3 separate regions of the Mus musculus genome follow, and regions 1 and 3 are each linked to region 2. The links are chromatin loops, found by intact Hi-C in ENCODE. Cell type or tissue: left cerebral cortex. All regions are shown on one strand.

Evidence for each region. Peaks named below come from ENCODE experiments on the same cell type or tissue, not always from the same donor. Only the 100,000 strongest peaks of a DNase experiment are listed, where the experiment ranks them.
Region 1: it touches region 2 in a loop (3-fold over the local background); 2 of 42 quality-filtered maps call a loop at or near these places.
Region 3: it touches region 2 in a loop (3-fold over the local background); 5 of 42 quality-filtered maps call a loop at or near these places.

The regions. Positions count from the first base shown.
Region 1 is chr5:27,544,132-27,546,631 of GRCm38, forward strand. The region is part of intron 6 of Dpp6 (dipeptidylpeptidase 6); the gene reads left to right. Among named protein-coding and RNA genes, the nearest start is that of Gm16058, 8.6 kb to the right of the region's middle. In left cerebral cortex, a CTCF peak has its summit at 1,079 (motif pointing left); a DNase peak (open chromatin) is centred at 1,057.
Region 2 is chr5:27,050,127-27,052,626 of GRCm38, forward strand. All of the region lies in intron 1 of Dpp6 (dipeptidylpeptidase 6), which reads left to right. Among named protein-coding and RNA genes, the nearest start is that of Dpp6, 2.2 kb to the left of the region's middle. In left cerebral cortex, a CTCF peak has its summit at 1,313; a DNase peak (open chromatin) is centred at 1,313; H3K4me3 peaks cover 362 bases; H3K27ac peaks cover 82 bases.
Region 3 is chr5:27,614,739-27,617,238 of GRCm38, forward strand. All of the region lies in intron 8 of Dpp6 (dipeptidylpeptidase 6), which reads left to right. Among named protein-coding and RNA genes, the nearest start is that of Gm16058, 62 kb to the left of the region's middle. In left cerebral cortex, a CTCF peak has its summit at 1,287 (motif pointing left); DNase peaks (open chromatin) are centred at 587 and 1,271.

The DNA.
Region 1 (2,500 bases), 490 kb after region 2:
CCTGGTAAAGTCATCGTCTAGCTTGGCCTCTGCAGGGAGTCCATGCTGGCTGGAAGATGTGAATGCAGCCAGGCACAGGGAGAGCTGCAGAGCTAGGAGAATTGTAGGATATGCTTGGAGAATGAGTCACTTGAACTCCAGCCTGGGGTGGTTTCTCTGCATGATAAGAACACTCCAAATATGTTGAGCATAGGAAAGGCGGTATAAGTTCTTAACAAGACTTAGCACTTGTGCATGGAGTAGATGAAGGACAGTAGAGATGAGAGACTTACATTCAGTTAGGAGTCTTCATGCAGTGTGGGGTCCTGCAGACATGGACCATGGGAGGGTTTGGTAGTGTAAAGGTCAAACGCATTGTGCCTATGAATGGGTGGCTGGTGTTCTCTTAGAAAATGAAGACAGATGTTAAGTGCTTGTGTCCCACAGCCTCCTAAATAATCCTTGGTGATCTGTCCCCAATTGTGAGTTGAGCCCAGTGCATAGAAAAGACAGGGCTAGCAAGTTTATTAAGGCATATGGAGAAGTCTCAGCATCCAGGTCTGCTCCTTTGCAGCTTGGCATGTTTCCCTGAAGATTTCTTGTCTCTGGGACCCACCTAGTACACACTTCTAGCTTTGCAAAGCGAGCAACCATCAAAGCTTCCAGGACCTGCATCACTAGATTATTCCTACCCTTAGAGAAGTGCTACTAACATGAAAGCAAACTGGAAAGATATTCTTAAAACGGCATGCATTGGTGAGTCCTACCGAGATTTCCAGAACCATGGACAGCTCACCACACTCTGTGAGCCCTGGACTATGGCCAACTGCTTCTCCCTCCTTTCTTCCTTGAGGATGTTTTGTCTTTGTAGCCACCACTAGCCAGCCACCACAACTGTGTGAGCACAAAAAGAGTCTGCCACTCTGGACACAGTTACTCCATCCAGAGCTTTATGTTAATGAGGTCATCTGAAGTGTGTACCTTCATCTGTAGAAACCAGTACAGGCTCTGTAGGGGCACATGCATTCTACAAGGCAGCCTTTCCTAAAACTTCCCAGGTCTGCCTACTCTCATCTTTCCCTCAGGCTCCACCTAGTGGGATATAGTCTTAACTTCAGCCTGCATTTCAGATTCTTAGCACTGGGAACCTGTTGTAAGTCAGTGTGTCCTTGAGTGCTGGTATTGAAGGCTTTCATATGACAATGGATGGATATGATGTTCCCCCATTGCTTCGAGCTCCCAATACCTTAACTTCCAGCTGTTATTGATGTAACCTGGATAAACACCCTTTCCCTTAAAAAAAAAAATCAGTGTGTCTGATACTGTGTTTTCTCTCTCTGGGCTGTTGATCTCTTTCTAGTGTGAGGAATCACATGACAGGTTTTAAGTTGTGCAAAGTAAGAGGCACATGTATGTCAGTCTCCCGAAAGAGAGCTGTATGTGTGTCCCCAAAGCCAGCTATCAACAGATCTGACTATAGATCAATGCTACTCTGCATCAGGTGATGTCCCCATATGGCCATATGGTCACAATATAACTGAGTGCCAAGCAAGTGCTGGACACACAGTGGAAGGTCACATACCTCTTGCTAGCTGTTGCATTTCATATTGATTTAGACACTTTCCTTTTCCTTTCAGTATTTTGGACTATTCCTAGCAGGAGACTCTCTCTCTCTCTCTCTCTCTCTCTCGCTCGCTCTGTCTGTCTCTGTCTCTGTCTCCTCTCTCTCTTGCTCTGTCTGTCTCTGTCTCTGTCTCTGTCTCTGTCTCTGTCTCTGTCTCTGTCTCTGTCTCTGTCTCTGTCTCTCCAATAGCAACCATTTTTCAGCATTGGCTTAGAGTAAACATAAAGGACAGCCTTGACCAGGCTGTGGGTAAACAATCTATATAGAAGATGGGTTGGGGGACTGGTGGATAAAGAGTCCACCACATAAACTCTGTGTGTCCAGTGATGGGGTGACTGGGTGACTAGCACCATTTGCTTGCAGCAGAATTTACCTCTCTGATTGCACCTTCAGATGTTAACCCAATAGATGCATCACCCGTGGCCAAGGTGTGAACATTTGCATCCCAAAGTGCCACATACCCTTTCTACCCCTCTGGCCTTTCCTGGCAACCACCATGTCATCTTGCCTCCCCTTTTCTTTGATGTCACTTATTGGAACAGAGTTTCTGTCTGTATCCCAGACTGTCCCGGAAATGGCTTTTTAGTTTGGGTTGGCCTCACATTCACAGTATTCCTCCTGCCTTGGCCTCCTAGGTGCTAGACTGCAGGCATGAGCCATAGGCATGGTTCCCTCTGCCTCTCTAGAATGTGTGCACATGGAGTTGTATCATGTGTGTTTCACTCTCTTCCTGGAGGAGATTCCTTCTTTGAGATTCCCATGTTGGAGCAGGTACCTGTGACCCACTATGTATATTTACCCAATTTTCATCCATACAACCTCTGATTGACATCTAAGTTGTTTCCCATTGGAGGCTGTTATGAGTGAATCTGCTTTGAGTGTTTATATATGGACATA
Region 2 (2,500 bases):
AGATGTGTGTATGCGTGGAGTTGTGTTTTTAGTTTAATTTTCTGCTTTATGGCTCGGGGAACAGCTAGTTCAGGCTGCTTTTCTCTTCCTACCACTTGTCACAGCAACTATCCAACCGAGATGACCCTCCTCTCCTCTCCACTCTGCCCCCCTTTCACTGTCCCCAGACACCTTCTCTCTACACCCAAGGATTAGACCTATGGTGCTCTTATAAAAAAGAAGTCCTGGCTTTAGAGCCCTGGCCTCTGACCCAGACCCAATAAAGCTCTCACTACGCATACTAATTGGGGCTGCATGCCTGTGATCCAGCAACTCAACTTGGACCATGCTCCTTCCTAAAGAAGTTCTCAGAGGGGTCTCTTACTATTGAGGCTGGAAGTCTGAGCTTCAAAGACTGAATTTGCATATTCACCTAGCAATCAAGGATTCTTTCAGGGTAAGAGTGGCCACAGAAATGGGTCAAAGGTCTTGTACTGAGCCCTCCCAGCAGTTGGTACCACTAGGACTTTCAGGGAGTGATTTTCCTGAGACTTGTTCCCAGGGACAGAAGACAACTCCCAGGTGAGTCCTCAGGCAGGCCCTTAAAGACAGCAGTGCAGTATCTGTGGGGTTACTGGGGTCCTTTTTCAGTGTGATTCTGCAGCTCCTGGGTCTTTGCCCAAGCCTTTTAGTCTCCTTCACTCTTGCAAAGCAGGGCAACCCATAACCCTGGAGGAAACAGGAAGTGTGCCCGTGAAACATCTAGGGTCTCAAGTAGCAACACTTCAGTGTTTAGTAATTTTTGGTGCAAAAGATCTGCACAGAGCAATGATGTATCCTTCCATAGGACTGGGGGGTCTCAATTGCCACATCTTACAAGACCAGGGAGGCCATGCTACTGTTAATTGCTGGGTTTGTGGGTTGTTTTATGATGGTATAGGGACTGCCACAGAGGTAACAGGAGTTGGTGGGAGGCCCACCCACAGCCATGCATCATGCATCTTTTTTTTTTCCTGGTCATTTCCAGATTCCCCTTTCTAGAAAAAGATACCACAGACTAATGTCACTCTAGTGGATCAGTTAGGGAAAAGAGACAGATTATTACACTGGTTTAAAGAACTAGAATTCTTTGAGGGTGGTATTGAACAATAAATAATTCTGGATGATTGTATTTACTTAGCATCCTGTGGATATAACTGGGTTGCAATGCAGGCAAGAAACACACACACACACACACACACACACACACACACACACACACACACACTGAAATCTGGCTTAAAAGCTTTGGATTATGGGTCTGGGATGAGTTTGCTTTGCTAAGCAGGCTCTAGATGTCGCTAGCAGAATGGACAGACAATGCTGGGAGCATCAGCGGGTCTCCACCCATCTGGCTTGGTTTGTTTGTTTGTTTTAAAAGATCCTAGCTGAGAGCTGGCAGCTCCCTCTTTTCATTCTGGTGCATAGCTAGAACTGCTTTTCAAGGCAAGTTTGAGGTCAGCATCAGTGCGACAGACATCCACCATGAGAGTTCTGAAGGGTGCCTTCCTCCAACTCAGATACATCAAGTTCAAACACTGTGTTTGTGTCCTGCAAGAACCAGAAACGTGTATGTGCATGCAACCATGCACATGGGCATTGGTCAGGTGTGCTTAGTATTCTGTGGTGTGTATATTTTTTTCCATTATTAGGCTATGATACATACATCCATTTTCTACAAAGCAGCAGTTGTGAGGAATAAAGAAGCATGGGGGGCAGTGCTCATCAGGTGCTTTATCCGTAATACAACTGTCATGTGAAGCGGTCATGACAAAAGAGTAGATTTCAGCTGCTCTTACCACAAAATCAACAAAAATAGCCATGTGAGGTGGTGAACAAATTTGTATACATTCTCATCAACCTTTTCACTTCCTACATGCATCTATAGCATCATGGCATTTACCTCCTATGTACTCAAAGAAGCATTAATTAAGTTTCTGATATAGAGTCGAACTAATGACATAGAGCTAGATGTAGCCTCAATTTAAAAAAAAAAAAACTTCCTTTTTAAAATTTGGCAAAACATTTACCAAAAAACAGAGACACAAATCAAATCATCCTTCTTCCAAGAACTTCAAGAGGCTGCAGTTTGCATGCAATTAAAGGTAACTGATAAACTCTCTTTGTATTTAAAAAACTGCTAGATATATCACGATTGAAGGATCTCATATTACACCTCTACCTCTCCCTGTCTCTGTCCCATGTCCCTCTCCCTCCTCTCCCCCTCCTCTCTCCAAACCAGAAAGCAGATATGTGACTATTTTGGACCACTTTGCTATGCTCACTAGCACATCTGGTTGAGAGAGAGAGAGAGAGAGAGAGAGAGAGAGAGAAAGAGAGAGAGAGAGAGAGAGAGAGAGAGAGAGAGAGAGAGAGAGAGAGAGAGAGAGAGAGAGAGAGAGAGAGAGAGCGCATAAGAGAAGGGGGGGGGAGAAGAGGCTCCTCATTGCTTTCCCAGAGCTGTCCATGGTTCTGAACACCC
Region 3 (2,500 bases), 560 kb after region 2:
GGGGCTCTGAAGAGGGTAGTAGAGATTTAAGGGCCCCTTGGACTTAAGAGCACAGGGCAGCCCTAAAATTTGGTCTCTGTTCAAGCAATGAACTCAACATGTCAGAGCCTGTCATTCCTCAGCCAAGCTGAGTTTTTCCTTCATGCTATGCAAAGGGCAGAGCCTGCCATTTTGAATGGCTATGTACATTTGGAGAAAATAAGATGGAGATGAATGGGGTAGGAGAGCAGTCACCAGCTGCAGCCTGCAGCACCCCACCATAGCTCAAGTGGAAGCTGAGATCCTGCTGAGGACTACAATTCTATGACTTCTCTGTGTCTTGCTGACTTGACTCCAGGGTACTAGGGATTTAAGTTTCCCGTGTCCTTTCCAGAGATTTCTATATATACTCTCTTCATGGGAGTGTGCAGCGGAGTCTGGAAAACACACCATGAGGCACAAACAAAAGCAAGAGGAAAATTGGAGAGCATATCCTTGCAGTCTGCTGGAGCCAGCCACCAGTTCACAGGCCTCCACGCCGCCTCCACTTTCCATAGTAAAGAACAACTGTCTGTGTGCACCAAGATCCCAGAAGACATAGGAAGAGAGGGGCGTGTGCAATTCAGCGGCTCTGGTACCTTGACAGGTCTAGCATGAGAGTGTCAGTGCCATGCTTGTGTTTGGCACTGTTGAAATTTCAAGTTACTGCCCTCTGTAGGAGAATGACAGGGACCCTGTTTTGTGATGCAGTATAGCTGAGCTGCCGTAGTCAGTGAGTGGCCCTTCAGTGATCTGTCCACCAGTCTCTGGATGTCCCTGGTGATACACAGGCATCTGAGACTATGGAGCGGTTTGTAGCTCAGTTCGTGTTTGCTGAGCATACATGAAGCCCTAGTAGATTTTTCACTGCGCTACATAACACCAGGTATGATGCTCTAATCCCAACACTTAGGAGGTGGAGACAAAAGGATCAAGTCATAGTCACTGTCTGGTACACGGTAATTTGGAGGCTATCCTGGGCTACATGAGGCCCTGATATGACATGAGAGAATATAGGCAAAGCCATGGACTGTAGCCCTGTAGAAGCTGCTCCAGAAAAAATCCTCACTAAAAATGTCCCCGGTCATAAATAAGAGTGTCTGTCACCACTCCTCATACCTGACAGTGCCTTAAGAGAGAATTAAGGCATCCATGTAAGTGTCCTTGGACTTGCTGCACAGCGTGGCTGGCTTGCAAGGTGAAAATTCTATAAGAAAAGCAAAACCTCAGTGAAGGAATAAACGGTAAAAATGCTGCCACCTGGTGGCTGCCTTAGTCATGTGCAGAACACACTACTGCTCTCAGGTATTTGTGAGAATTTGCTGATCTCTGATGATAAGGAGCTTTGCTAGCCATGTGTAATACGCAAATAACGGTGCTGATTAGCACGGGATGTTTCAAGCCTTGCGAGGCCAAAGCCGCATTTGCCTTCTGGCTTGATATTCTCTGATTTCTTTTTTAACCTCCCACTAAATTCCACACCCGGCACCTTGGATAATGTGTTTAGTGGCAGGAGAAGGCAGCAGATGCAAGCAGGAATAAATAAGGCTTTCCATATTTAGAATGAGGCCATTTATTTCCGAGTCCAGATCTATCAGGTGTGTTATTTATGTACTTTGCAAATTTTCTTGGACCCAGATATCACAGGCCACCACAGCAATGGTTGAGTCCTCCAAGTGGTTCCTAGGATGAGCTAAACTCCACCCTTGTCTGTCTCTTATCTTATTAAAAGATGGCAATCAGTAGTGTTGAAGCCAGGCATGCATTGAGTGGATTTCTGTATTGAGTAGAGTGTAGCAGATTATCTAGGTGACAGCACTCTTAATTGTACAGTAACAGAAAGAAGGGGATCAACCGAGTTCTGTCTATCCCTATGCTGTGACTGGGGATGACTGGCTCAGGCTCCTCCTACTAGCAGTCTCCATCATCACTGGGCCATGGTTGAATGGGTTGCATGCTGGCTCATGGATCATGAGCATATCATAGCTCGTGGCTATGGATATGCTTCACATATCCCAGATACTGGGCAGGCTTCCGCCATCCCTGAGCCCATCCCCAGATCACTCAGAGGATTCCAATAGTATTGCCATGTGTCTGTAACTTACAAATGCTCACTAACTACTGTAGTAGAAAAATACATCCTCTGGCCTTGTTGGACATCAATGGGAGGAGAGACCCTTGGTCCTGTGAAGACTTGATACCCCAGTGTAGGGGAATGCCAGGACAGGGAAGCAGGAGTGGGTGGGTGAGTAGGAAGAGGGGGATGGGATAGGGGGTTTCAGAGAGGAAAGGAGGAAAGGCAATAACATTTGAAATGTAAATAAAGAAAATATCTAATAAAAGATAATATTTTTTAAAAAAAGAAGCAGGGGGAGAGGAGATGGGATAGGGTGTTTTCAGAGGGGAAACCAGGAAAGGGGTTAACATTTTAAATGTAAATAATGAAAATATCTAATAAAAATATAGTATGTGAAAGAAAAAG